Linked DNA regions of Mus musculus: regions 1, 2, 3 and 5 are each linked to region 4. The links are chromatin loops, found by intact Hi-C in ENCODE. Cell type or tissue: heart. All regions are shown on one strand.

Region 1 (5,000 bases), 320 kb before region 4:
CATGGCAGGAAGCATGGCAGCAGATACAGTGCTGCAAGCATGGCAGCAGGCAGGCAGACATGGTGCTGGAGAAGGGGCTGAGTGTTCCACATCTTGAGTGTCCTACATCTTGCAGCAGCAGGAGACTGTGAGCCACACTAGGCATAGCTTGACTATATGAGACCTCAGAAGCCCGCCTCCACGGTGACACACTTCCTCCAACAAGGCCACACCTCCTAATAGTGCTACTCCTACGGGCTAAGTATTCATTCACATGGGTCTATGGGGGCCATTCCTATTGAAATCACCACATCCTTCCTTCTGTAAGTCACCTTGGTCATTCTCTCTCTCTCTCTCTCTCTCTCTCTCTCTCTCTGTGTGTGTGTGTGTGTGTGTGTGTGTGTGTGTGTGTGTGTGTGTAAAATAGAATTACATCATTTTCTCCATCCCACCGTTTTTCCTACCCCTTTACCCTTGTTCTGTCAAAATCCATGGCCTTGGTCACGGCACTGTACCACAGCAATGGAAAGTAACTAATACAGTGTTGGGTGGGGAAACATGGCATCCACAGACAGGAAGCTAGAGAGGGAGGTTCACTCCTAAAACGACTAACATTCTAAAGTTGGGGCCCCACCCATAGATCTACATTAATCCTTTGCAAGGGCAGCTTCCCTTGACCCACGACCCAAGGTCCTTCCATCAGGCCTCCCTTCTTAAAAGCCCCCACATCTCAGTATCTTCATCCTATGGTCCAAGTTCTCCACAGAGGAACCTAGGAGCATACACTCAAACAATAACCAGTTCAAAGAAAGTCAGATGCGTTTGTTGTGGAATAGCTGATTTTAGACTGTAGTGTGCAAGAGGCAGAGAGCTGTTAGGATGGTGGCCTAATCTTCTCTACCCTCTAATTAAGTTTTAACTGCTGCATTCCACAGGTACACATTATAGGAAGGGAAGAAGAAGGTGGGGGCGGGGAGTTAAATCCCACTGCCTGGCATCTCCCACGCTCAGAAAAACGGCTTAGCCAGGAAACAGACTGGATGCTTTGCCTTACACTGTGGCCATGGAGGCCAAGTAATGTTATGACATTGTTATTCTGTGTGCCACCATGCAGGGAAATGCAAGTCCTACAGTCACACAGGCACTGTCAGCTGAACAAGGCTTCTTGGTGACCTTTGGCCTGAGGCTTATTCCAGACTTCTTAGCTGGATCTGGAAGTGTGTAACAATGTAATGAGACCTCAAAAGCCCACCTCCACGCCACACCTCCTAATAGTGCTACTCCTACGGGCTAAGTATTCACTCACATGGGTCTATGGGGGCCATTCCTATTGAAATCACCACATCCTTCCTTCTGTAAGTCACCTTGGTCATCTTCTCTCTCTCTCTCTCTCTCTCTCTCTCTCTGTGTGTGTGTGTGTGTGTGTGTGTGTGTGTGTGTGTAAAATAGAATTACATCATTTTCTCCATCCCACCGTTTTTCCTACCCCTTTACCCTTGCTCCTTCGCCCTCATTTCCTCTGGCATTCTGTTTGCCTGTCCTTGGGCTGTCCTTAGTGTCTGAGCCCCATCTGCTCTGCTCCCATCACCTCTGAGGGCCTTGGGTTGCCTCAGTGTGGTGTTGGTCATGTCCCAAGTACTTCTTTCCTCTTGGCCCTTACTGAGTTTCAGTTGCTGATCCTGTAAACCAAGGCCTGTGAGTCTGGTCTTCATTTATCCCCAGGGCATGAGAGAAAAGCCTGCACTTGATAGCTTTGGAAAGCTGGAGGAGACACACCCAAAGAGGATGAACCTGGTGACAGGGTACTGCCCAGATGACAGCTCCATCCTCAGAGGCAGTATTGCAGAGTCCAACACCCCCACTGCCCCTGAAGCCACATTCCCTGACCAACTTTCCCAAATACTGGTCATGTCCATACTTGCAGGCCTTGCCATTGCATGCCTGACTAACATGCAGGCTCCCTATCTCACCAAGAAGAAAGACAGTCTTTCTAATGATCCAGAAGGCCGGGCATGGACTAACCCCCACCCTCCTGACATCATCTGCTCAGCTCCTTGCCTTCATTCCACCCCAGCCACTCTGGCCTTTTTCTAACTCACCAAATATAGTAAAGCCGAGGCCTTTGCTCTGCCTGTAATGATCTGCCCTCCCCACCTCCCATATCCCCCCGACTCTCATCTTTAAAACTGTCAAATATCACTTCAACACCATCCTTAACCAACCCATAACCTAATTTGCTACTTTATTTTGCTTAATTAATTCATTTCCATGAATGGGCTATGAACTTTATACCCACTTTGAAGCAAAGTTGTACCCACTTCGTTCCGTTTCCACAGCCCTAAAACACTACCTAGCTCTGTGTGGGTGACCTCTGACTCTATAGTTACTGAATAAATTACACAAGTGAAATAATGTTCAGCTTAGACACCTGCCCCTGCTCTCAGTTACAAGGTCAAGGCCTGGAAATGCCACTTATGAGTTGGTATTCTCCTCAGAGGGCAAGGGAGCTGGCATCTGGGCTTGCAGCTACACACACACACACACACACACACACACACACACACACACACACACGTCCTCCCTCACTTTCTTCCAACACACACTTAAGGAACTTCGGGCAGGTTCTGGAGGAGCATGAATCTCCACTGCTTCTGGCCACATGATGGGGACGGAGGCTACCTGGGGCAGAGGGGAGCCTGAGGAGGGGCGCAGGCCAGCACAAGCAACCTGCGATGGCAGGGCCAGCCGAGGCAGGCTCGCCCTTCACGCCCTCTCGCACTAGAAACCCCGGCCTTTGGAGCCCCAGAGCATCCTCGGGGTGGCTGCCCTGGCTTGACCCCTCACCGCTCCAGGTTCGCTCCTGAGCACCGTCCCGCGCTCCTCATTGCTGTCCGGCCTCCGCCCCGGCCCGCTGCGGCTCCGGCCCTGGCCGGCAGGGGCCGCTCCTCGCGGCGCCCGGGGCCCCGCCGCGCCCGCCGCCGCCCGCTCCCCGCCCCTTCCCCGGCCGGCGTTCCCGTTACGCCGCCGAGCCGGGAGCCGGAGCCGGAGCCCGCGGCCGCAGCGGGAGGCGGCGCGGGGCCCGGCGGCGGCGGGGCCTGCGGGGCCTGCGGGCGCGCGCCGGGCCGGCCAGGGCGGCCATGGCGACCAGGAAGGCGGGCTCGCGGCTGGAGACGGAGATCGAGCGCTGCCGCTCCGAGTGCCAATGGGAGCGGATCCCCGAGCTCGTCAAGCAGCTGTCGGCCAAGCTCATCGCCAACGGTACGCGCGGACGCACCGGGGCTTGCGGGACCGCCGCGGCCTCCGGGGCTAGGCCTGAGGCTCCGGGCGCGAGCAGGGGCGCGGCCGGGCGGCGAGGCGCAGGCCGCGCGGTGTGCGCGGGCCAGGCCCTTGGGGAACGCGGGGTCCTCCGGTCACGCGGCGTGCGGCTGGGCGGGCGGGCTGTGCCTGTCGGAGCCTTGGAGTCCTGACGTGCAGGCTGGAGAGGTTCACCGACCCCAGAGACCGGAGGCCAGCCCCGGGCTTCCAAGAAGTTGGAGCTTGTGTGTGTGTGTGCGTTTGTGTGTGTATGGAGCCCCCCGGGACATACCTGTGGGCATCTGGGGACCACCAGAGTGTGTGTGGTGTGCTCAGGGGTCCTGTGATGGAGATGTTGTGAACATATGGTAATCAAGGGCCCCAGGAGGGAGCTCAGACTTGGAGGGTGTCAGGGGTGGCATTGGCAGGTTGGGATTTGTGTCTTGAGGTCAAGACAGTTGGGTGTCAAATCTGCAGACCCAGAGAGGATAGGGTGGAGAGTACAAGGGAAACAGAGTCAGGGAGTCTGGGAGAAGGTTACTGGGCAGGAAGATGAGACTGTATTAACAATGAGGGAAATGGAGCTGATTGGATGAGGGGCCTGGTGCGCCCAGGAACCAGGATCTGACTTGGGAAACCTGGCGGCTGGACTTGGCCAATGACCCCATTTGCTGAATTGGTTCTTCCAACCCATCAAACCAAAACTGCAGCCAAAATCACATTCCAGAGCGAGACTCCACGTGGCCTTATTTGTTTTGGAAGCAAGTATGGTTAATATTTGCTTGTCTTTTCGTACGCGCCAAAACCACAGGCAGGCACTTGGAGCCTGGGCAGAGAGGGCAGAGGATTTTGTCCTCCTTCACCTCTGGCTTCCCAAGACTGTCTGAGCAGGCGTGGGACAGACAAATCACAGAGGGAATGAATGAAGGACTGACACTGCTCATTCAAGGAAGGACATGTGTACTCTTTTCAACCTTCACCCCGAACTACCCAGAAACGGACAGGGAAATCTCATAGCCTCTTTAAGGTTGGTGGTTGTTTGTGATTTTATGAAAATAGCGCCTGGAAATGAAAACTTAACAAAACCAAACCAAACCAGGTTTCTCTATATATCTTTCAAACTTACCTTATAGCTTAGGCTAGCCTCAAAGTCTCCCGCCTCCTGCCTTGCCTCCCAAGTTTAGGACCATAGGCAATGTCACCATGCAGACAGGGCAAGGTTTTGGTTTTGCACACTGTCAACCACAGTACCTTGCTTTGGGTAGGTGTCTTTGTTAAGTTAGCATTGGAGGGAAAGGTGTTGAGTACTCAGGACCCCGAAGGCAACTTGACCTTGCCTGCTTTTGTGGCGTCTCCTTCCTTCCTGCATTTTCCTGCTTCTTGTTGAAGTCACATTCCTAAGTTTTTTGGGTCACTTCCATCCCTCCTGTGCAGGTGGATGTTAGCATTGGGTGTGGTTGTGAGCATCCTCCCGTCTCCACCTGCGACCTGGCTGTCTGCTCTCATTCAGTGGCGTGTGCAATGCCCACCTGGGCCAGGTGCTGACCAGGCCCCTGCTGTCTTGCATTTACTTCCTCTGAGAGGAACACTGAGGCCCAACTATGAAGGTAGTCAGGGAGAAGAAAAACAGACATGTTGATGTGGCTGCGATCGTGGACAGAAAGGGAGAAGACACTGGCTCAAGCTGCTGGTCCCTGGAATGAGAGGGTGCACGGACCCCTCTTTTT
Region 2 (5,000 bases), 530 kb before region 4:
TCCTTGTAAGCCTCGGGCCAGCTTGCTACAGAATAGGACATCAGATCTCATTTAGGATGTTTGTGAGCCACCATGTGGTTGCTGGGATTTGAACTCAGGACCTTCGGAAGAGCAATCAGTGCTCTTCACGGCTGATCCATCTCTCCAGCCCCTTCAGGTACTTTGGTACAAAAATCTGCCAACTATGGAGACTACCAAATATAGACCACTTTCTACTTTTTAAAGGCCCATGAGCTAAGGATGGGTTTTGCATATTTCAATGTTTGAAAAGATATTAAAACAATAATATATTATGGCATGTGAAATTCAAATTCCAATATCCATTAAGACATCTTAGGGGAACACAGCCATTTGTTATTGTCTTTCTGTTTTCTATTGACCACTTTCCAGAAAAATTGAGTAGTTATAAATGAGAGTCTACGGCTCACACAGCCTTGGATTTGCTATCTGTCCTCTAACAGGAAGATAGTTTGCCCATTCTTCATCTAATCCATGTGCAATTTAGAAGATCATTTTTGCATTGTTTATGCTCGTCTTTTCTTTTCTCATTATCACCTACTTCCGCTACAGAAATTAAGCTGTCAGTGCTACACTTGCAATACATTCTTTCCCAGTGAGTCCTCTCTTCCCGTCAGCCTCATGGGATTCGACAAGTTATAAGAGAGTGACTTTGCTGTTCTAACTAGTGTAGGGGACTTCATTACTAAATAACTTCTGTGCCTCAGTGTAACATTTACGATCCCTCATTGTCTTAAGGACACGGTTCATCTTCATTCTCAGTTTGCCCGGATTTGGAACCACCTGGGAGACACACCTGTGGGTGTCTCTTTAATGGCATCTCCAGGGAGGCTTAACAGGGAAGATCCACCCTAGCTGTGCTGGGTGTCCTGGATTTAATAGAAAGGAGACTGCTGAGTACCACAGTTTAGCGCTGTCTGCTTCTGACCACAGACACAACTTGACCAAGTGGTCTCCTGTTCCTCCATCTTCCCGCCTCCATGATACACTCTATCCTTAAAATGTAAGTCACTCCCCGACCCTGCCCAGGTCTTTCTTTTTTCTCTTTTGAGTGTTTTTAAGAAAAGGTTTCTCTGTGTAGCCCTGACTATCCTAGAACTCGATATGTAGACAAGGCTGGCTTTGAATTCACAGAGATCTGCCTGCCTCTGCCTCCTGAGTGCTGGGATTAAAGGTCAGTGCCACCACACCTGTTCTTTCTTTAGAATGCTTCTGTCAGGTGTTTTTGTTTTGTTTTGGGTTTTTTTGTTTTGGTTTTTTTTTTTGTTTGTTTGTTTTGTTTTTTTGTTTTTTTTTTTCCAAGAAGGAAAATAAAGATACACTCATCTTTCCTATACAGCTGTTTCCCTTACACTTCATTTAGCCTACCTGTTACTTAGGTCACCAGCATTTGATCTCCTCTAGACCTAGGCTCACAGCTTACCTCTGTGTGAAATGTCTCCAGTTTTGTCTTACTTGCCCTTTAAATTGGCTATCCAGATTTTCTCCTTGCCCTAAAAGCCTTGAGAATAATCGTTGCCATCTGTGCCATTCTCTAATGCTTAATACTGGTTCACAGTTTTGTTTAAATTCTTTATAGTTTCCTGTGCCTGTATACAAGTTGCCCATCTCTCGAGTTCCGTTAATAGCTTTTCAGGAGCAGAAATTGAATCTTATTTTATGATTCACCACACTCTTTGAGTTTCTTAAACATGAAAAATTGGGATGAGGATGTAGTTTAACTGGTAGACTGCTCGCCTAGCATTCATAAAGCTGGAGAGTTCAATCTCCCGCATGTCATAAGCAAGGCATGGTGGCACATACTGCGAATTCCAGCACTGGGAGGTGGTGCTAGACGTACCAGGGGGTCAAGGCTAGGCTGAGCTACACTCCCCACCTCCACAAGTTATTATTTCAGATTTCTCATCCGGAGCCAGAACCTTGACTTTTTGTGTATAGGAGCTACCTGTATTTAATTTTTAAACGTAATTTAGTTTTGCCTTGTGTGAGCGATACATGCCCTTAATTAAAGCTTGTGTGGAGGTCGGAGGTCAACATGTTAGTTCTTTTTCATTATATGGGAACTGCACTGTGGTTGTCCACGTCTGGCCGCAAGCACTTTTACCCACGGAACCATCTTGCCGGCTCCTACCTGTATTTAAACACAAAATTCATTTAATTTATTTAGTGCTACAGAGAATAGTATCATTCGAAGACATGCCATCTTCCAGACAGTCACACATTTGTGGGCCGTTCCCTAGGACCCTCAGACGCGCGCGAGCGCAAACACGTGGGTGACAAGTGCTTCCCTCCAGGACCCTCCTTTGTCCACTGTGATTGGCGGACCAAGCGGTCCAATCGTCTTTCCCCGCCTCTTTCCGCAGTAGCCAATCAGAGGTCCGGAGCGCCTCCTGACTACTAGATACTGTTTACTAACAGATCGAAGCTGGGAATAAGGGGTGTGACCATTCTGGGGAGGTCAGGAGAGGGAAGGCCTGCCTGCGCGTGCGCACCAAAGCGAGTAGGTGGGGCATTCCGTGGGTCTTGCCAATCGGAGCGTTCGCGCTCCTCCCTCTCCTGCCTCCCCGCCAAGCAACAACAATTCGAGCAGCGGGGCGGGGCGGCTCCTGAAACGTCAGGACTAGCCGCCCAATGGGAACGGGCGCTGGCAGACGCGCGCGCGCTGCGCCCAATAGCGCTGGTGGCTCAGGGCTGTCTCCTGGGCTGGCTGTGGGAGGAGCGGCCTGGAGGAGGAGGTGGAGGCGCAGGGCGCGGGGTTGTGCCGTACTAGCGGTGCCCGCTGAGGGGAGGAGGCGGAGGAGCTGCACGGCCAGAGCGGGAAAGAGACTCGCCTCAGTGTCGGAGTTGTGGCGCTGCGGCAGCTCGGCTCCTGGAGCTGTGGAGAGACGGGGCGTCTGCTGTCCCATCAGGTTCCCCTAAGAGCGACCCGCGCGATCGGAAAGAGGGTGAAGATGGAGGGGGAGGGCGGCGGCAGCGGCGGCGCGGGCACCAGCGGGGACAGCGGCGACGGCGGCGAGCAGCTCCTTACTGTCAAGCACGAGCTGCGGACCGGTGAGCGACCCCGCCCTCTGCTGGCCGGGCCAGCCGCGGAGGCGCGCCTGAGAGCCGGCATGGGTGCGCGCACAGGCCAAAAGGGGCGCGGGCTGGGGGGGACGGGCCCGGGGCGGGGCTTCGCGGGCGGGGAATAGTCCGGGGGTCCTGGGAGGCTCTGGGCACGGAGAGGAAAGTTTGCTCCTGCTGGGCCCCCAGTTTCCGACCCAGCCTGGGAAGATGCCTTTATGCCCCCTTTCCTGCATAGGTGACATATCTGTCACTACACGCTGTCTCGAGGGAAAGGTACTCTTTCCCTCAAGAGGTGAGCTGTGTGGAGCTGTGTGTGATGGAGCTTGAAGCTTGAACTCACTTTACCCTGCACCTCTGCCTGGGATGGTTCAGGTGTGAGGGGAGTGTGTGTGTTTGTGTGTGTATGTATGTCTGTACCATCCCTAAGGGACAGCGATCCTGCGAGAGGGGTATTGGTTCTCGGTTAGTCTCTGGTGAAGGAAAAAGGCTTCGTGGTCCTCTGGAATTAAGTCCTTTCTCTCAGAGTTATCGTGAAGTACTATACTCTCTGAAATTTGCCAGGTCTTTTGGCAAGCAGCCTCTATAAATGTAAAGTTTTGGGTGAAAGGCTTCACTAGGCGACTTAAGTGCTTGCATCCCCTGTGCTGGAGATCAGTAAAGCTCCGTGTGCTAAGCTTTTTACTTTTGCTTTTTCATTGTGTAATTCCGGGGTTTGTTTTGGAAAATTCTTATCTGGACCAATTGGTAAAGTTTGGGTCTCCCCAGCCCCATGGAGTCAGGTCTCCCCTTACACTATCATTTCTGCATGGAGAATGTGTTAGAGTGGATCGATAGTTATTAGTGTCAGTGGTTTTAAGATTTTTGACACTTAAGTCTTTGGCACATTATATTAAGTAGACACAAATGGCAAATGGCAGGTTTCAGGTAGAAAGCGGGTCCACCTTGCTGCTGTTTGGAACAGATTGAAACAGATGGATAAAGTTAACTACAACCCACAATTCTTGATTGCCCATTAGTATCTTTGGTGCCAGTCTTATGACTTAGTATAAGATGTAAATTCATGCCTTCTCATTTATCAGTATAAGCACTGCAGTTTTGATGGTTCTGACTCTATAATGTATCCTGACCCAGTTATTCCATAGTATTTTTGAATTCCTCACATAAACAGTGTAGATTCCCTTGGTTGAGATCTTCACTCCAAATGTTATCAAAAAGTGATGTTTTCAACGGGATTTTAAGCCATTTTTCTCAGTATACATGTATGTAGTGTTAATGCCCAGTTTACACCAGGAGCAGTGTCACATTTTCTAGAGTAAGGATTTTGGTCCACCTCCCCCCCATCTTACATAATGATTCCTTGCTGTAAGTGTGTGGAATCATACAGTACAACAAATGCTGCTTGAAGTCTTCTATGCTCAGCCATTGATCATGATACAGCAAGCAGTCTTTTGCTCAAAGACCAAGGGGCAACCTACTTGTTAGTAGTCAGCCAACTGCTCAGTTTCTGGATTTTGCAAACAATGCTAACTCTGTAGAAAACAATGAGCGCTGTTTTATTTCCCTTTGTCAACTAACTGTGTGTGAATCATCAAGTTTGCATTTAGAAATTCTTCTGATGGATGACGAGACTGCACTGAACTCACTAGTAATGTAGTAAAAAGGACAGGAACGGCCATTTAAATGTATTGCTAAGCACGTGGACAACTGATCAGATGTAATGGTCAAAAACACTGTTAAAATATAACTTGAAAGAGTAACTCCTCCGTCACCAGCCAGCTGGGCTCCTCTTAGCACATGTTGCTCTGATAGGAGCTAGAGCAGTGTGGTAGCTGGTGGCTATATTGAATACCATAGGACAAATGATAATTGAATTAGAAACCCAGTATAAGGGCGTGGAAATGGCTCCATTATGGAGACTG
Region 3 (5,000 bases), 96 kb before region 4:
ACCACTAAAAACCAATGGGCAGGGTGGCCCAGTGCAGGGCTGATGACCTGAGTTTGATCCTAGAACCCACATGGTAGGAGAGACTTAACTCTTCCACATTGTCCCCCAGCCTCCACATACTCCACTATGGCAGATGTGCCCACACATAAGTAGATAAGTAGATAGACAGGCAGGCAATAGATTCATAGATGATAGATTGATGATAGATAGATAGATAGATAGACAGACAATAAGACAATAGATTCATAGATGATAGATAGTTAGATAGATAGATAGATAGATAGATAGATAGATAGATAGATAGACAGACAGACAGATGATAGGTGATTTTTTTTAAATAAAAATAAAAAGAGCAGAGCTCAGACCAGTGATATTTTAAGTAGTGTTTTCAAATTCTCTGACTCTCCACTTTTAGAGAGATTTCACAAATTTCACCCCAGAGTTTTTTAAAGTCTCCCTTATGTCTGGCTGCTCCCATCTGCATGAAGCAGACAGGCTCCCGAGTGAGGACAAAGCTGGAGGTGGTTTGAGCATTGCATCTCCCAAGGTCCCTGGTGTTCAAAAGCTTGATCTGCAACGTGGCACCATGGAAGATGGTGGAACCTTTGGAGGAGAGGCCTAATTGAAGGCCTTAGGCCATCAGAGTTGTGCCCAGGAGAAATCAGTCCATTGGTCCTCCTTGGTAATTCTCACGAGAGGCTCGTTAGTCCCCAGTGTGGTCTCACCCAGCATTCTCCTCTTCCTGTTCAAGATGCTGTGTTCATACCGTTGCCATGAGATCCTCATTGGACCTGAGCCAGTTCAGGCACCGTGTCCATGAATCACCAAAACTGTGAGCAAAATAAAACCTCTTTCTGTTCTTGAGTTAGCTTGCTACCAGAGTTCCCTTATAGCCACACTGAGCTGGGCAATTGCCTACCACTTTGCTTTAACGGTGTGGTTTCTCTTTTATTATGATAAAATACACGCTCACCATATCACAGTCCTTTTCCTGCTGGAACCAAATGCCCCAGAGCTGCGTGGTCACTTTGAAACTGCACCCATTTACTACCTTTGCAGCTCTGGGGAAAGTCTGAAGTAGGTTCTATGGAGTCAAAACCAAGGCGAAGGCAAGATGGAGTCCATCTGAGTGTGTCACTGGGAAAAGCCATCCCTCCCAGTGTCCCAGTCTCCGGGCTGCTCTCATCACACACCTCCTTCCATCTCCAAAGCCAGAAGTGGCAGGGCTCCTGCATTTGCAAAGTCTCCAGTTGCAGAAGCTGCGAGATCCAAGGTGGGATTGAGGAAGCATCAGGAGAGGACCCCCTAGTTCTATCATCCCACGATGGAGGAGCCAGGGAGGGAGGATAGAAGAGAAGCCCAACTCATCTCTAAGAACTCACGCCCGTCACGCCAGCATTAACACGTGAGTGAGGAGTGCCCACCGCGCTCATCTTTTAAAGGCCCTGCCTCTTAACCCTGCTCTCATGCCGTCAGATTTCTAACACATACATTTGGAGGGCATGTTCAAGCCATAGCACTCCCAAACTTCTCACCCTTATCACCCTTCATTTCAGACACCTCGAACCCTCTGGGCGAGTTTAATACATGTCTCCCACCCACAGGCTTCTGAGTACAAACTTCCAGGTGCCAACTCACTAGCGCCGGCGTGTGTTTCTGATCAAAATTCCTTATCTGTCATCTGTGCGTGACAGGATGGACTCAAGTGAATAAAACACAGTACAAGAGGTAGCTCAGGGTCCTTGCCATGTTACAGATGGGAAACCTGAGACTCAGGGCCAGGACTGCCTGCACTATCCAGAACACACTTGACCCTGTGACCCATCCATGACCTACCTACCTGTGGAAACAGGGCAAAAGCTATCAGTGACAACCATGTGATGAAATGCCTAGTGGCTGGTCATGGAGGAAGTGTAGATCTAAGCCACAGTTCAATGCTGCCTCGCTCCCCCTCCCACCCTCCACCCTCTCAGGATGTCAGTTTGAAAATACAGGACAGGGTCCTGTACTGGTAAAGGCATATGTCACCAACCTTGGTCACTTGAGATCCTTGAAGTCGTTTTGATTCCTGGAACCCTCATGGTAGAAGGAAAGAACCAACGCCCACAAGTTGTCTCTGACCTCCACACGCATGCTGTGGGCACACACAAACGCATGTACATAAAAATAAAATAAGCAAATAACTAAAAAAGAAAAAAAAAAGACAGACAGTTGCAAGTATCGGAGGGGAAGGGTACTGAAGCTGTATGTGAAGTAGTGCTGCCATTTTAGAAAATATTTGGGTGGTTTGATAAAAACCTGTTGGGTGGTGGTGGCAGCGGCAGCGCACGCCTTTAATCCCAGCACTCAGGAGGCAAAGGTAAGCTAATCTCTGTGAGTTCGAGGCCAGCCTGGTCTACAAAGCAGGTTCCAGGACAGTCAGGACTCCACAGAGAAACCCTGTCTCAAGAAGAAAAATAAAATAAGATAAAAAAAAAAAAAAAAAAAAACTTAAACCCAAGGACCCAAGAATCCCTTGAACATTTACCCCACAGAAAAGGAAATACATGCCCATCCAAGGGCTGGTACCCAAACCTCCAACAACTCTGTATATAACATCCCCAAATAGAAACACTGTGCATGTCTGCCCACAGATGACAGGTAACCAGTTTTGCTGTGCCTTTGGAATGAGATGACACTTGGTGATATATGGGTGAATGACAGGTACATGCAAAGAAATGGCTGAATCTCAAGATACTACTGCCAGCTAGAGAAGCCATTCAGCTAGAGCAAGCTATGTGGCCCCACTGATTCCCAGACTCCAGGATCTAGGAGCTAACCCACGTTCACTGAGAGCATACCCAGGGTGGCCGGGGCAGCAAGGCAGTTGTCACAGAAAAGGAAGAAGACTTTGGGGGTGATGGATAAATTGACTGTCATAATCATGGTGACAGCTTCATAGCAGTAGATATATTTCCACACATATTACACTGGACACTGCAAATATGGACAGGTTCTTTGATGTCAGTTATACCTTTAAAGGTTGTAGTTGAAGATTTACTAATTCTGTATATGCATGTGCTTGTGTGTAGGTATGCGCACATGAGTGCAGGTGCCCCCAGAGGCCAGAAGAGGGCGCTGGATCCTTTGTGAGCCACCTGAAGTGGGGTACTTAAAACCAAACCACAGTTCTCTCAAAGAGCAGTAAGTAAGTGCTCTTAACCATTGAATTATCTCTTTAGCCCTGAAACAATATTTTAAAACAATAGGAACTGACAAGGAGATGGGGCTAAAGACAGTTGTCCAACCCCCACTTGAAACATGAGCTAATCCTCACATACCTTATACTCCCCAAGAACCTGGGTCAGCAGTAGTGCTTCTGTGAACCAGAAGGCCTGAACCCAGAAACCCCAGGCTGGTTAGCCACAGGCGGGTTACTTGCTGGGCTCTTATGGTAAGAGGTCTACATGAGACTCCTTCAAAGGGCACAACCCGTTTTGGGGAGGGTGTGGGAATCTCCTATTTTCCCCGCTATAAAAGAAAACACATGATGCTACATGCACTTGGGATTTTCAACACAATTGGCTAAAAATAGCCTGGGCCACCACAGCCCGATTCCTTTTTAGGAAGGGTTCCAGCAACCCAGCCTGTTCTAGCAGCCAGCTCAGGAAGTGAAGGCTCGGCCGGGCGGAGCTTGTGTCGGGGCCGAGGATGAGCCCATGGGGACCCTTGGCTTGTTCTGGCCACCCCAGTCTCCCAGCTTACTGAAAGCCAGGCCTCCAGGAGCACACAGTGACATGGGCAACAGCCTCCCCACCCTTGTCTCTCACAGGGCTGGGCTCCCATGGTCCCGTGCACTGGGATACCCCACATTGTTTCTCACTACCTCAGTTTCCCTATCTGGAAAGGAGTCTCCATTTCCTTGTCTTATTGTCCCCAGAGCTGGCACATGCCAGCCAGATGGTGGAGGTGGGCAGACCTGGAAATGTGTGAAGGGTAGTATCCATGTAAGGACCTGGAGGTTACTGGTGTCATTATTAGTCAGATTCCCCTGGGATAAAGAAGACATTTCTAATGAAAGGTTGAGCAGCTCTTCCTTCACAATCAAGCTTTTGTCCTTTCACAGGCAAACCCTGATGCTCAGAAACACACCAGCCCAAGGCGCGAGCCTTCGACAAGGAGATAAATAGGCAGCAGCTTGCAGGTCTGTTCCTTTGCCCATGCCTCTGCAGACACACCCCAGCCTTGGGGAGCCCAGCAGATGGGGGAAGCAAAGGCTTGGCCGTGCCAATGTCATAGGTTTTTATCCAAGCAGAGGCACGGCCAGCCCAGAGTGGAGACCTTCCTCTGTTCTTTCAGCGACCCCCTCAGCCACTGGGTCGTCCTGACAGAGGCCCAGACGGTGACACCAATGGTTGAGTGTTGAAGTCCCTTTCCTGCGCACCTACAGTGTTCCTGATACTCTTCCAGTCCTGAAGGCCCAGTTTTCATCTCTGAGAGTCCGTAGCCCAAAAGAGAAGACTCCAAGAACTTAAATTTCAAAATGATCTAGAACCTTCAAATTCTCACAATCTGGCCCCAGCTACCTGCTCTGTCCCTTGCTGTCTAGCTCCCCCACTCAAGCAGCTAGAGGGTACCCTTTGCCTCTCAGGGGAAGCAGGAGAGAGAAACTGGCCTTGTGGGTCTGAGTGTTCTTTGGTTTGGAAGAGATGCAGACACACCTACAAGAATGACCTCAGGCCTATCACCACAGAAAACCACCCCCCAGTTTATCACAGCCACCTTCCACCCACTCATAGTCAGAGACACTGAGGCCAGTGACATCTCAGTCATGGTCCCTGCTCTATTTCCTCCAACAGCCTGGGCCTTTCTTACTTCAAAACTTCCCATTGCAGGGTCTGGAAAGAAGGCTCAGTCAATCAGGCTGTTGCCCTGTGAGTTCGATCCCAAGAACCCATGTAAAACACTGGGTATGGTAGGTTGAGTTTGTAACCCCCAGTCCTGAGGAAGCCAACCCAGTA
Region 4 (5,000 bases):
ACCCCAAGAGAAATCCGATGGCACTGGAGCTCATTTCTTTTCCGTGGCAACTCAGTTAATTATCGATTTGGGAGAGAACGAACTTCTACTTTTTAAATTCTAAGTGGGTCTTCCCTTCTATCCATTACTGGAAGCTACTTTTAAGGCAAATGGAGACACGATTTATGTAATGCTCGCCATGTCAGTCTTGCACGACAGGAAGCACTGTCACACCTCGTAGGAGAAACCAGCTCACCAAGGAGAGGAGTTCCACCTCCTCGGGAAAATTCTCTGACTAGAGGCCTGTCAAGTGCATCTACCTTCGGGACAACGACTCCCCCACCTCAACCCCAAGTCATTCTGGCTTTGGGTCAAAGGCGTTCCAGAACCTGCCGAGAACGACCTAGCCACCTTGCCAGGGCTGAAGGTGCTGCTGGTGATGTCAGCTCTGCCTGGCGAGGGAGAAGGGGGCTACGGCACACGCACACGGCCAACCACATATTCGCATCTGGCAATCCAGAGGCGGCAGAGAAAGCGGAAACGTACAGATGGGCATCTCCCTGCCGCCCAGGGAGCAGCGAGAGACAAGGGGCATGCCGGGCGAGGGGCCGCACTAGGGTGAAGACCCAAAGGGGCCCCAGGACCGTGGTGCTGCCTATCTCCAGCACCTCCCACCGCTCCTGCTCCCCCAGGCACTGAGCCTGCCGCCGCCTCCTCCCCAGCAGAAACTTTGCGTCTCTAATGGAAACCGAGGAGCGCGCCAACTCTCTCCTCCCCCGCCCTGCCGCCCCAATTAGCGCGAGCCGAGCACCTCCCGCGGGAAGGGGCCTCCCCGCGGACACGAGCGATCGCGCCCGTCTCGCGCGGCACCGGGAGGGGGACCGAGGTCGCACGGCCCAGCCACGCGCGCGGCCACCCTGCGGGGCCCCGCCCGGGCGCAGGGCGGCCGCTTCCGCCCTCTCCGCCCCCCAGCCTTCGCCTTCCTGCCCCCAACCCCACCCTTCCCCGGCTCCTTCCTTCCCAGCTCACGCCCGCGCCGCGCCCCCCGGGAGGAAGGAGGGGACCGCAAGCGAGGGGGGACTCCCGACTGGGCTGGTCAGGGGGTCTGAAGGTGGCTGAGGACACCCCGAGGCCGCGGTCCAAGCCCTGTACGTCTCCCGGCTCGCCGCGACCCATTCATTCTCCGCGGTCGGGGACTGACTACCGGGACGTCGCGGCCTGCCCCGCCCGGCTCCCCCGCCCCGCTGGCCCCGGCCGAGGCGCTGCGCTGCAGGCAGCCCGGGTGCGGCGCGTTGGATGCAGTGGGTGCGGGGCTGGCGGAGGGGGTGGATGCGGAAGGCCCCGGTGCAGCTGTGGCAGCGGCTCCAGCCCGCGCACAGCCCACTGTAGAGTCCAGCCCCAGAGGCGCCCAAAACTCAGAGGAGGTTCTCTGGCAGCCAGAGCGGAGATGCAAACCCGAAAATACATCCCCTTTCACTGCAGCTGCTGCGTAACACCTGGCAAAATGGGGTAGGGGGTAACCTCAACCAGGAAAAGGGGGAGACCCCAAGACTCAACTACAAATCTGTTCAGAAAGCTCGGGCAGCTGCTACGTCTGCCACTGCCGATCCCAACCTACCATGGTGCGAGCGAAGGAAGGAAGAACGGAGCAGGCGAGGGTGGCTGCACCAGCGCAGGGGCTGTGACCGCCGAGGTGCCTCCGCTTCTGCTGCTGCTAACGCGCTACCTGCGTTGTGCGCTGAGCCTCAGCCGCCGCCCGACTTCGAGTAACGGCACCACGGACACGAGACTCCCAGCACCACTGCCGTAGCGCGAGCCTGTGTGCCGCGATATATATACGGTGCGCGGTATCCCTCCGCCGCGGCAGTACCGCCTCGCGCAGGGCGGCGCTGCGGCAGCCGGACCTCACCGCAAGGCTCCGCCCCCCAGGCGCGCCCGGCGCGGCGGGCCCATTACGCGGGCAGGGGTCACTGGGGAGTCGGAGACCTGAGCGAGGGTGCTGGTCTGTTGCTGCAAGAGTCCTCTAGAGCTGGAATGCCTGCGTAGCGAAATCTGGGGGGCCGTCCCGGGCTTCCAGGCGCGTGTCCGTCACTCAGCCCCACTTCACCTGTGTGTCCCCCCTCCCACCACTCCTGGTGGCTTCGAGGTTGCAGAGCCACCAATCCTGGGTCCCCCACAGGGGAGGACCTGGAGGAGATCTAGGGGCTGAGGACAGCCGCGGGGAGGCGGAATCCAACCTTAGCTGTAGAGGCGAGAGGACTGTGTTGAGGACACGGTGGTTGGCCTTGGGGAAGAAATTGGTCAGATAATGTTACTTTTCTCATTTTGGAGAACTGTCCGAGGCACAGTTAGAAGCTCAGTTGCTAGGTCTGTGTGGTGTTGACACGCTCAACCAGTCTAGTTTTCGTGTTTTTACATACCTACTAAAATTTTAAAGATGCTTGAAGAGTTGTCCCTTGCTAGGTTTGTTCCTTATTTCCTGTGGCAAATTCTATTAGGCCTGCTTCCAAAATTAACGTAGTGAGCGGCTTATGTCGCCCTCAGAGCCCACGCTTTTGAGTTTTTCCTAATTGTCCTGGTCCTGGAAATTCATAAATTGATATATACAAAGAAGGGGAAAGATACACAGGATCACTCTGATTACAGCTGGAACTTGTGCAGCCAATTGATTCTAGTAGGGTGCTCCACTATCTTAATTACAATCTTAATTATAGTCCTTAAATAATGTTTTAACCTTTAAATTTACTATTCTTTGTTCTTCTGTAAACTAGGGTGGGGGTGGGGACAGGGACGACCAAAAACTGTTTCAGGTCTTAGTTTGGAGCCTGGAACTTAAAAGAAGAAGAAGAAAATCTTAACAAAATGCTGCAGTTTCGTTTCTTGCCAAGACAAAGCGCAGAATTTGATCTTTTGTTTGCAAGGCCAGGACAAGCTGCAGGTTGTTTCTTCTTTCAGAAATTGTGGCAAAATGTGTGATTAGCATGCTCCTCTCTGGAAAGACTAGTTACCTTTCTTTTCTGGCTTTGTCAAAGTTTGCAGATAGGTGTTTTAAAAGATTCAAAAATGTCCCTGAACATTGCAAACGCCAGAGGACTTCTTAGGATCACCTCAGACAGTATGTCAGCAGCTGTGGGACTGCGCTTCAATTTGTTCTTCCTAGAATGCTACAGAAAGGGTTAACCTGCTGTTTAAGGAGAAGCTGTAGCAGGCAGCCCCCCCCCCCCAAGGGTACTGCTGGCCCTCTTGCAAATGGTTTAAAAACCATTCACAGTCAGACACATAATATCCCTATGTTCACAGAAAAGAGACTAATAAAAATTCAGTTTAAAGCATAGTCAATAATCCAATGAATTACAGGTCTACATAGCCAAGCTCATTATTATAACTAATGATTACTAAAGGAATTTGGATTTTTTTTTTTTGTCAGACTTCCTAAGGAAGTTAGCTAAGTGCATTTTAACATTTGGTATGCAGTGACAAGGGAGAAATGATGTCCTAAAAATGAAAATATGTTTAATTACTGGGGTCCTTTTGTTTCTGGTAGTCTTCCATCCCTTATAGTTATTTTGGTTACATAGCTACAATCTATGGTTTTGCAAAACCTGTCCAATACTTTCCTGTGTCATTTAACAAATTCACTGAATAAAGTGCTCTGAAACCTTTTCATGACTTTACTTGCTAAGTGCTATTCACCTTAGGATTATCTTAATCATCATAGAACAATTTTCTGTTTGTTTATATTTTACAAATGAGTGCTCTTTTGGAATTCTTTAACATATCAAAGCGCGTCTTAGCTTTCAAGTGTAGTGGGTTTGTAATGAGGTCATGCTTTGCACAGTTTTATGGCTAGTTTCACACACTGAAATATAAGAAGGTCAAGTGACTTGCCCAGGATCTTCCTGTGAGGCGGTGATTGGGCATAAACTAGAGCGTGAGCCTTTGCTCAGGGCTCTAATATTAGATTGTATATTAGTGAAATCAGTATCTGAAAATTTAAAGATACAATGTTAGAGACTTGACTACTTCATACGTCAGGTTTTCTGTCTGACAACATAGGTCCACTGAATGTTCGTGTCCCAGTGAATTAATGTCTTAATTTATGAAGAGGTCAGCGATTTTTAAAAGCCACATAAAAATGCCATAATATACTAAGAACCCAAAAGCCTATGGAACATTCTGTGATATTTAAAGAAAGTAGTTCTATGTGAAATTATTTAAATTAAATCATGCTAGATAGAAGAGAAGGAAGAAGAATGCAGCCCTGGGCCAGGAATCTCGACCACCCTGTGCCAAGCCTCAGGTCCTCTCAGTAACAATCCAGCTTTCACGCTGCTCAAACCAGTACCACGTGGGAGGCTCGTAAGCATTGCCAAGCTCAGCTGCCAGCTTGTGGCGCAGCCTTGGCCCCTCTGGACCACAGCTTCTGTGTGCTGACACGAAGGAATTACTTCCAGAAGGCTTTTACCTCAGCAAGCCGGGTGTCTTCTATAATCACAGCTGATTTTTCTGTCCTACATGAGCAGTACTCATTGTCCAAGTGAAGCAAAGACTTCACTTCCACAGACCCTTTTTTAAAGTTTTAGATTTATTTATTGTACTTTATATGCATATGTGTGTCCCAGGTCTGTTGGATTCCCTGTAATTGAGGTTATAGATGGGTGTGAGCCACCATGCGGGTTCCCAGAATCGAACCCAGGTTCCTCTACGAGAGCAAGTACTGCTGAGCCATCTCTCTAGCCCTTCCAAAGGGTCTTAATTCAAATATATCGCATGAACGACCCTGGTAACATCTCTGAGTGGCACAGTTCCCTCTGGACCTTTCCAGGCCAGGCCTCCATCATCTACATTTATTTCAGTCATCTTGTCTTCCAAGTTCTTAGAGAAAAGTCCACTAAATACTGAGGGCTTAACAGGTTTTCCAGCTTAAAGTTCCAAATGTTTCCATACCTTCCCCAAAGCCATATACAACACAACACAATGGAGTCAGCGATAGGGAGCCAGGACACAGAGAAATAACTGGC
Region 5 (5,000 bases), 280 kb before region 4:
GATCAAGCTCAGGTTTCCAGGCTTTGGCCGTCTTACCTGTCCTGTCCCGAGTTCTTCAGAGACACTGTGTCTGTCACATTTGCTGCTGACTGGTTTGTTTGTTTGTTTAACATTATTTGAAGACTAGCTCCTTCCTTCTCTCCAAGCGGCTGTTCTGAGAAGTCCATCCCAGCTAGGGCGCTACATCTAGTTGCTGCCCCCTGGGGTCTCATGCAGTGAGGCAAGGACAGTTGCTTGTGTCCCCTGGTCACTGTCACCCTTGCTGTAGTTGGATGGTCAGAGGTTCCATTTTATACTGCAGAGTATCCTAGTGTGATACATCTTCTCTTCTCTTAGGGCAAATGAGCCAAGGCCACAGTGACAAGACATCACACTTGGGATCAGGGTCTGAGTTGGTTGCACTAATGGGGATTAACTTTGAGGGGCTGGAATGGGAGTGATGGTTGCTTTCTGCTTGAGACTTTCCTGTATTTTTAGATATCCCCTTAAAAAAAAAAGGAATTGAATTGTCATTGGTGCTAGGAAGATGCTAGTGAAGGTGGTGACTATTTGTTCAATGTTTCTGAATGCCAGGCCCTGGCACTGTCGCCAGCACATGTCACTCTGTACGTTTTCGTGACAAGGAGAAAGGCTCCAGGGTGTTCGACAGCATGCTCCTGACTCACAGGGCACTCGTGCTAAGAAGCAAGGGTTCAAAGCCAGATGTCTACTCAGAGTCCACCCCCGCCCCTTTTACTTCAGTATTTCTCCCAGAAGAGTATAGTTATGTAGGTGTGATTTTTTTTCAAACAGAGCTTTAAAATGTTACAACAGAAAAGAGTTGCCCAACATGATCCACCAGTTCCTGCCTTGCAGTGTAGCCAAGCAAACTAAAGCCTAGGCTCTTACGAGAGGCAGGGCAGGAAGGCTTGTACAGACTCCCCAGCTATGCAAGAAGTGGGAAACCTCCAAAATTCAGCAATCTATTAATGGATTTAAAACAATGAAGCATTTCTTCCTAGTGGAATGTTATTTGCCAATCAAAAGAAATAAGGTTTTAAAAATAAATAGTAGTACCCATACAATATTGTACCAAGTGCAGCTTGTGAGTGGTTAATCTTATGTCTGTGTACTTCTTCAATTTAAAAAGCAAGAAAGTTTGAATACTTGCTAACTAACTGTTAACCTTGGAAACATTTTATTTAATCGAGCCAGGCCCAGAAGATCACATCTCATACAACTCTGTTTTATGGACGGCCTAGAAACAGCCAGTCCATCAAGGCAGAAAGTGATGAGTGGTCTCCAGGGTCTGAGGGCAGGGGCTGCGGAGGGAGCTTCTTTCTAGAGCGATGGGAAGGTTCTGGAGTTAGCTGGCCATGTTCTACTGAGTTATACACTGTAATAATTTAGTAGTGTTTGGGCAGTATCTCAATAAAGCTGTTGTTTAAAAATAGATAAAATCAGAGAAGATTCATATAATTCTCCCAGTTGGAGTCTCTCCAGCTACTGTTACCTAAAGGCAATAATGATAAAGTAATAAGCATGAGGCTTGTTCATTTACGTATTTGCTTTTTTTTTTTTTTTTTTTTTTTTTTTTCTCGAGACAGGGTTTCTCTGTGTAGCCCTGGCTGTCCTGGATCTCACTCTGCACACCAGGCTGGACTTGAACTCATGGCAATCTCTCTGCCTCTGGCTCTCATTTAGCATTCAGCCTTGTGCAATGAACAAAGGAGCCTAGCTTCACAGCCCACATTCTTTGCTATTATTGCTGTAGGCTAATGCATAGTGACATTACAGGATGTGATGTAGTACCAGAAAACTACAGTTGTGGAATCAGACTGGCTGGCTGGATCCCAGCTCTGCCCCTTTGGCATCATCTTAGGTGAGTTACTTAACAGCTCCAGGCCCAGGTCCTCTGTCATGAAGCTCCCAGATAATTGGCAAGTAGCTTTCAACACCTGTTATTATTGCTATATGTTAAATACCTGTTGATATATGGTTATTAAATGGAGTCTTTAAAAGCATAAATTCAAATTGCAAGCTCTCATTTCATGAGTGTCTCAGGTTGAATTAGCATCTCATTTGCTTGCAGAATTACAGAGTGAGAGGAAATAGTCACTGAAAGTGTTTACTCTAGCAGGTAAATGTCAATCCAGGATTGACTGCACTTCTGAGGGTGTGTGTGTCTGTGTGTGCCTGTGTGTGTACACATGTATTTAACTCCTAAGAAGGATATGCTGAGCCTAGAAGGAAAACAATTAACGGTGGTCCCCCAAAGGGGCCAGCCATGGCTTTTATTGAGAAGCCACTTAAAGTCAAGGAAGTTGTAGCTTTCCAGAGCCCTCGCAGAAAGCCCCGAGCAGCTTCACCTCCTTCATCCCCAACACCCAGGGCAGCTTCTCCCTCCAAGGCTGCCCACCTCTTCCTCTAGTAGGTTGTGCACACCTGATGCCTGTGGGAATCCTGAGAGAATAAACCAGAACACAAGTTTAACAACCCCAGGCTGCCTCCCTATCACTTTGTATTGTGAGTCTTGGGCCTTTCCTGAGTCTCCTTTCAGTTTTGGAACTTGAGATCCCTAAACATTGTCTTACTGCCCTTGAAGCCTACACTGTGGTGTCGGGTTATCAGAGATGTGAGATTGTATTGAAGTTTGGTGTATCCAGTTATTGACTCCCCCATAGTCCTGTTCCAGCAAGGCCTCAGGATGTGCCTGTCCTGTGTCTGACTTCCGGAGCTGTGGTTAAGATAAATGGGAAACAATGGCAGTGTTGTAGTTCATAGGACCTTTTGTCGCACTGACAGCTTTATCACTTCATATAACTGTGACCTGTTCATTATAACCCTGACAGCTTTGTCACTTCTATAACTGTAAAAAGTTGTTATTCTGTTCATTTCCATGTGACTTTTAAGAATCAAAATGTCACCCGGCAGTGGTGGTGCTCGCCTTTAATCCCAGCACTCGGGAGGCAGACTCAGGTGGATTTCTGAGTTCAAGGCCAGCCTGGTGTACAGAGTGAGTTCCAGGACAGCCAGGACTACACAGAGAAACCCTGTCTCGAAAAAAACAAAAAACCTAAAACAAAAACAAACAGGATCAAAATATCTGTTTGGCTGTTCCTCTCTGTAACACAAGTTAGTGTCTCAATAGTTCATAAACCACACAAGGACTAGGAGGCCTGGCGGTCCTGGGATTGCCCAAGGTGGGGCAGCTCTTGATGTGAGAGAAAATCAGCTCGGACTTTGATTCATGAGATTCCATTTGAAACATTTTTATTGCCTCTCTGGAGTTGGACACTGAATTCACTGCTGTTAGCAGCTCAGTAAAAGATATTGTCAGAGGACTATGTAGTTACAGGGATCAGGGCCAAAGCATGGTGGCTTTATCATTTATTAGCTATGAAGTCCTAAATCCAATCATGTCTACAAGATCTTTGAGCACCTTCCTTGAAGGTTGGCTGTGGGGATCAGAAACTGCACATCAACCCCCAGGCAGAGTGCTAGGTGCTGAGAAGGCCTATCTAAGTGAACCTTGACTAGTGTGCTTCAGTCTTATACCCAGAGAAGGCCTAGGGCTCTCAGATGTAGCCAGGCATGGAAGATTTCTGTAGTCCTACCTGAATAGAACAGTACAGAGGCTGGACATGGTATAGAGGGCTCCCAGCCTGCTTCTTAGCTGTCCAGCATCCTGTCCCACATGGCCCCTAATAGTACTCAGCTTTCCAAACTGTACCCTGGACAGTCTGGGAATGGTGTGACCCCAGAGCAGGGCTTCTACTCCAACACCTAGGCTGTCTTGCAGTGTCCACTTCTGACTCCTGTACAGCATGTGGGCAAGTCACTTAACTTCTGAGACTTTCTTTCTTCATATGTTTATAATACAAATAGTATCCACTGGGTGTCGGTAAATGGCCAGTGTGTGTGTGTGTGTGTGTGTGGAAGAGCTACAAGAGCAAGGGGTATACAATCCAAATGATTTTATCATCACTAGTTCAAAGGAAATGTGTTAGCCTTCATAGAAGGACCTGCAAGATACTAATCTCCCTGTGGAAACTTTATCTGGCAGCAGGGAGGTAGACCATAGGCTGGGTGTGTGGATATTATGCATTTTTGAAACAGCAATGTGGTCAGCCATATTTATTACTTTAAACCTTGCCTTGTCAAATAACATTTTGGTATGGCTTACTAAAGTTTGAGTGTGTCTCCAGAAAGGTTTTGTGCTATTTACAGGGTTGTAGGTAATGTTGATAGAACCTCAAGCAGTGGGAGCCAGAGGAAAATGGTTAGATCCTTGGGCAGCATCCTCGGAAGGTGCTGCTGTAGATCTCAGGGGACCTTGGTTTCTATAACAGTAGGTTGTTACTACTAGAATGCACTTGGTCCTTCTTGCTTCTTGTCCCACTATGACACTTTTCTTCTTGCACATGCTCCCATCATGATTCTGCCCACCTTGTTGTGATGTAGTTAAAAGTACTTCTCATCAGAGCTGGGGACATACTATCACTGTTATTGAACCTCTGACTAAATAGACAACTTTTCTGTCTCTGACATTTAATTGTAGCAATAGAGAATGTATGCACTAAGTTTTTACCCTTTAGTATATAGAGGGAGATATTACTGAGGTGTTAACATTGAAGAAGCTATTTAGCAAGTCTGGTTTTTATTATTATTATTTTTTTATTGTGTATTCTCTAGGAGAGAAAAAGAAAGCCATTAAAACACTACTGAGACAGACTTCTAAACCAACAAGGCCCCATCTCGGATTTTAATGGAAGCCAATTTTGGCCTTGACCGCAGAACTTTGCCTCTCAGACAGTGTTGATGTGGTCCCAGGCTTGAGAATTTATCACCAATCCAGAGGCCCAGCTTTTGACAGAGAAATAAATATTCTGGAACTGAGTTGTGCAAAGATGAATTTGGTATGCTAAGTCAGGATTCTGCCAATGCTCTGATACATGTCCCCTGGCATGTAAAATGTTGGGAGAGAGAGAAACAACAGTCTAACACAGTGAAGGGCCTTC

Evidence for each region. Hi-C counts contacts between places; a loop is a spot of excess contacts. Peaks named below come from ENCODE experiments on the same cell type or tissue, not always from the same donor. Only the 100,000 strongest peaks of a DNase experiment are listed, where the experiment ranks them.
Region 1: a loop joins it to region 4, with 2.3 times the contacts of the local background. A loop is called at or near these places in 7 of 42 quality-filtered maps.
Region 2: a loop joins it to region 4, with 2.2 times the contacts of the local background. A loop is called at or near these places in 3 of 42 quality-filtered maps.
Region 3: a loop joins it to region 4, with 2.5 times the contacts of the local background. A loop is called at or near these places in 9 of 42 quality-filtered maps.
Region 5: a loop joins it to region 4, with 6 times the contacts of the local background. A loop is called at or near these places in 16 of 42 quality-filtered maps.

Annotation. Positions count from the first base shown.
Region 1 is chr12:100,518,808-100,523,807 of GRCm38, reverse strand. Ttc7b (tetratricopeptide repeat domain 7B) reads left to right here and starts at 2,986. Exons shown (of 20, transcript NM_001033213.1): 1 at 2,986-3,237. The coding sequence starts at 3,117. In heart, CTCF peaks have their summits at 2,865 (motif pointing right) and 3,953; DNase peaks (open chromatin) are centred at 2,897, 3,197 and 4,057; H3K4me3 peaks cover 1,876 bases; H3K27ac peaks cover 1,514 bases.
Region 2 is chr12:100,722,850-100,727,849 of GRCm38, reverse strand. It overlaps Rps6ka5 (ribosomal protein S6 kinase, polypeptide 5), which reads left to right and starts at 2,730. Exons shown (of 17, transcript NM_001330702.1): 1 at 2,730-3,069. The coding sequence starts at 2,970. In heart, CTCF peaks have their summits at 2,881 and 3,082 (motif pointing left); a DNase peak (open chromatin) is centred at 2,649; H3K4me3 peaks cover 2,137 bases; H3K27ac peaks cover 1,756 bases.
Region 3 is chr12:100,292,763-100,297,762 of GRCm38, reverse strand. It overlaps Gm10432 (predicted gene 10432), which reads right to left. Exons shown (of 4, transcript NR_045741.1): 3 at 2,033-2,134; 4 at 1-1,259. Among named protein-coding and RNA genes, the nearest start is that of Gm10432, 19 kb to the right of the region's middle. In heart, a CTCF peak has its summit at 3,101 (motif pointing right); a DNase peak (open chromatin) is centred at 3,632; H3K27ac peaks cover 938 bases.
Region 4 is chr12:100,196,314-100,201,313 of GRCm38, reverse strand. It overlaps Calm1 (calmodulin 1), which reads right to left and starts at 1,879. Exons shown (of 6, transcript NM_009790.5): 1 at 1,598-1,879. The coding sequence starts at 1,600. In heart, CTCF peaks have their summits at 646 and 1,902; DNase peaks (open chromatin) are centred at 1,083 and 1,863; H3K4me3 peaks cover 2,596 bases; H3K27ac peaks cover 2,536 bases.
Region 5 is chr12:100,473,359-100,478,358 of GRCm38, reverse strand. The region is part of intron 3 of Ttc7b (tetratricopeptide repeat domain 7B); the gene reads left to right. It overlaps Gm36375, which reads left to right. Exons shown (of 2, transcript XM_006516439.4): 2 at 1-1,518. Among named protein-coding and RNA genes, the nearest start is that of Gm36375, 19 kb to the left of the region's middle. In heart, no CTCF peak of the experiment used is centred here; a DNase peak (open chromatin) is centred at 2,628.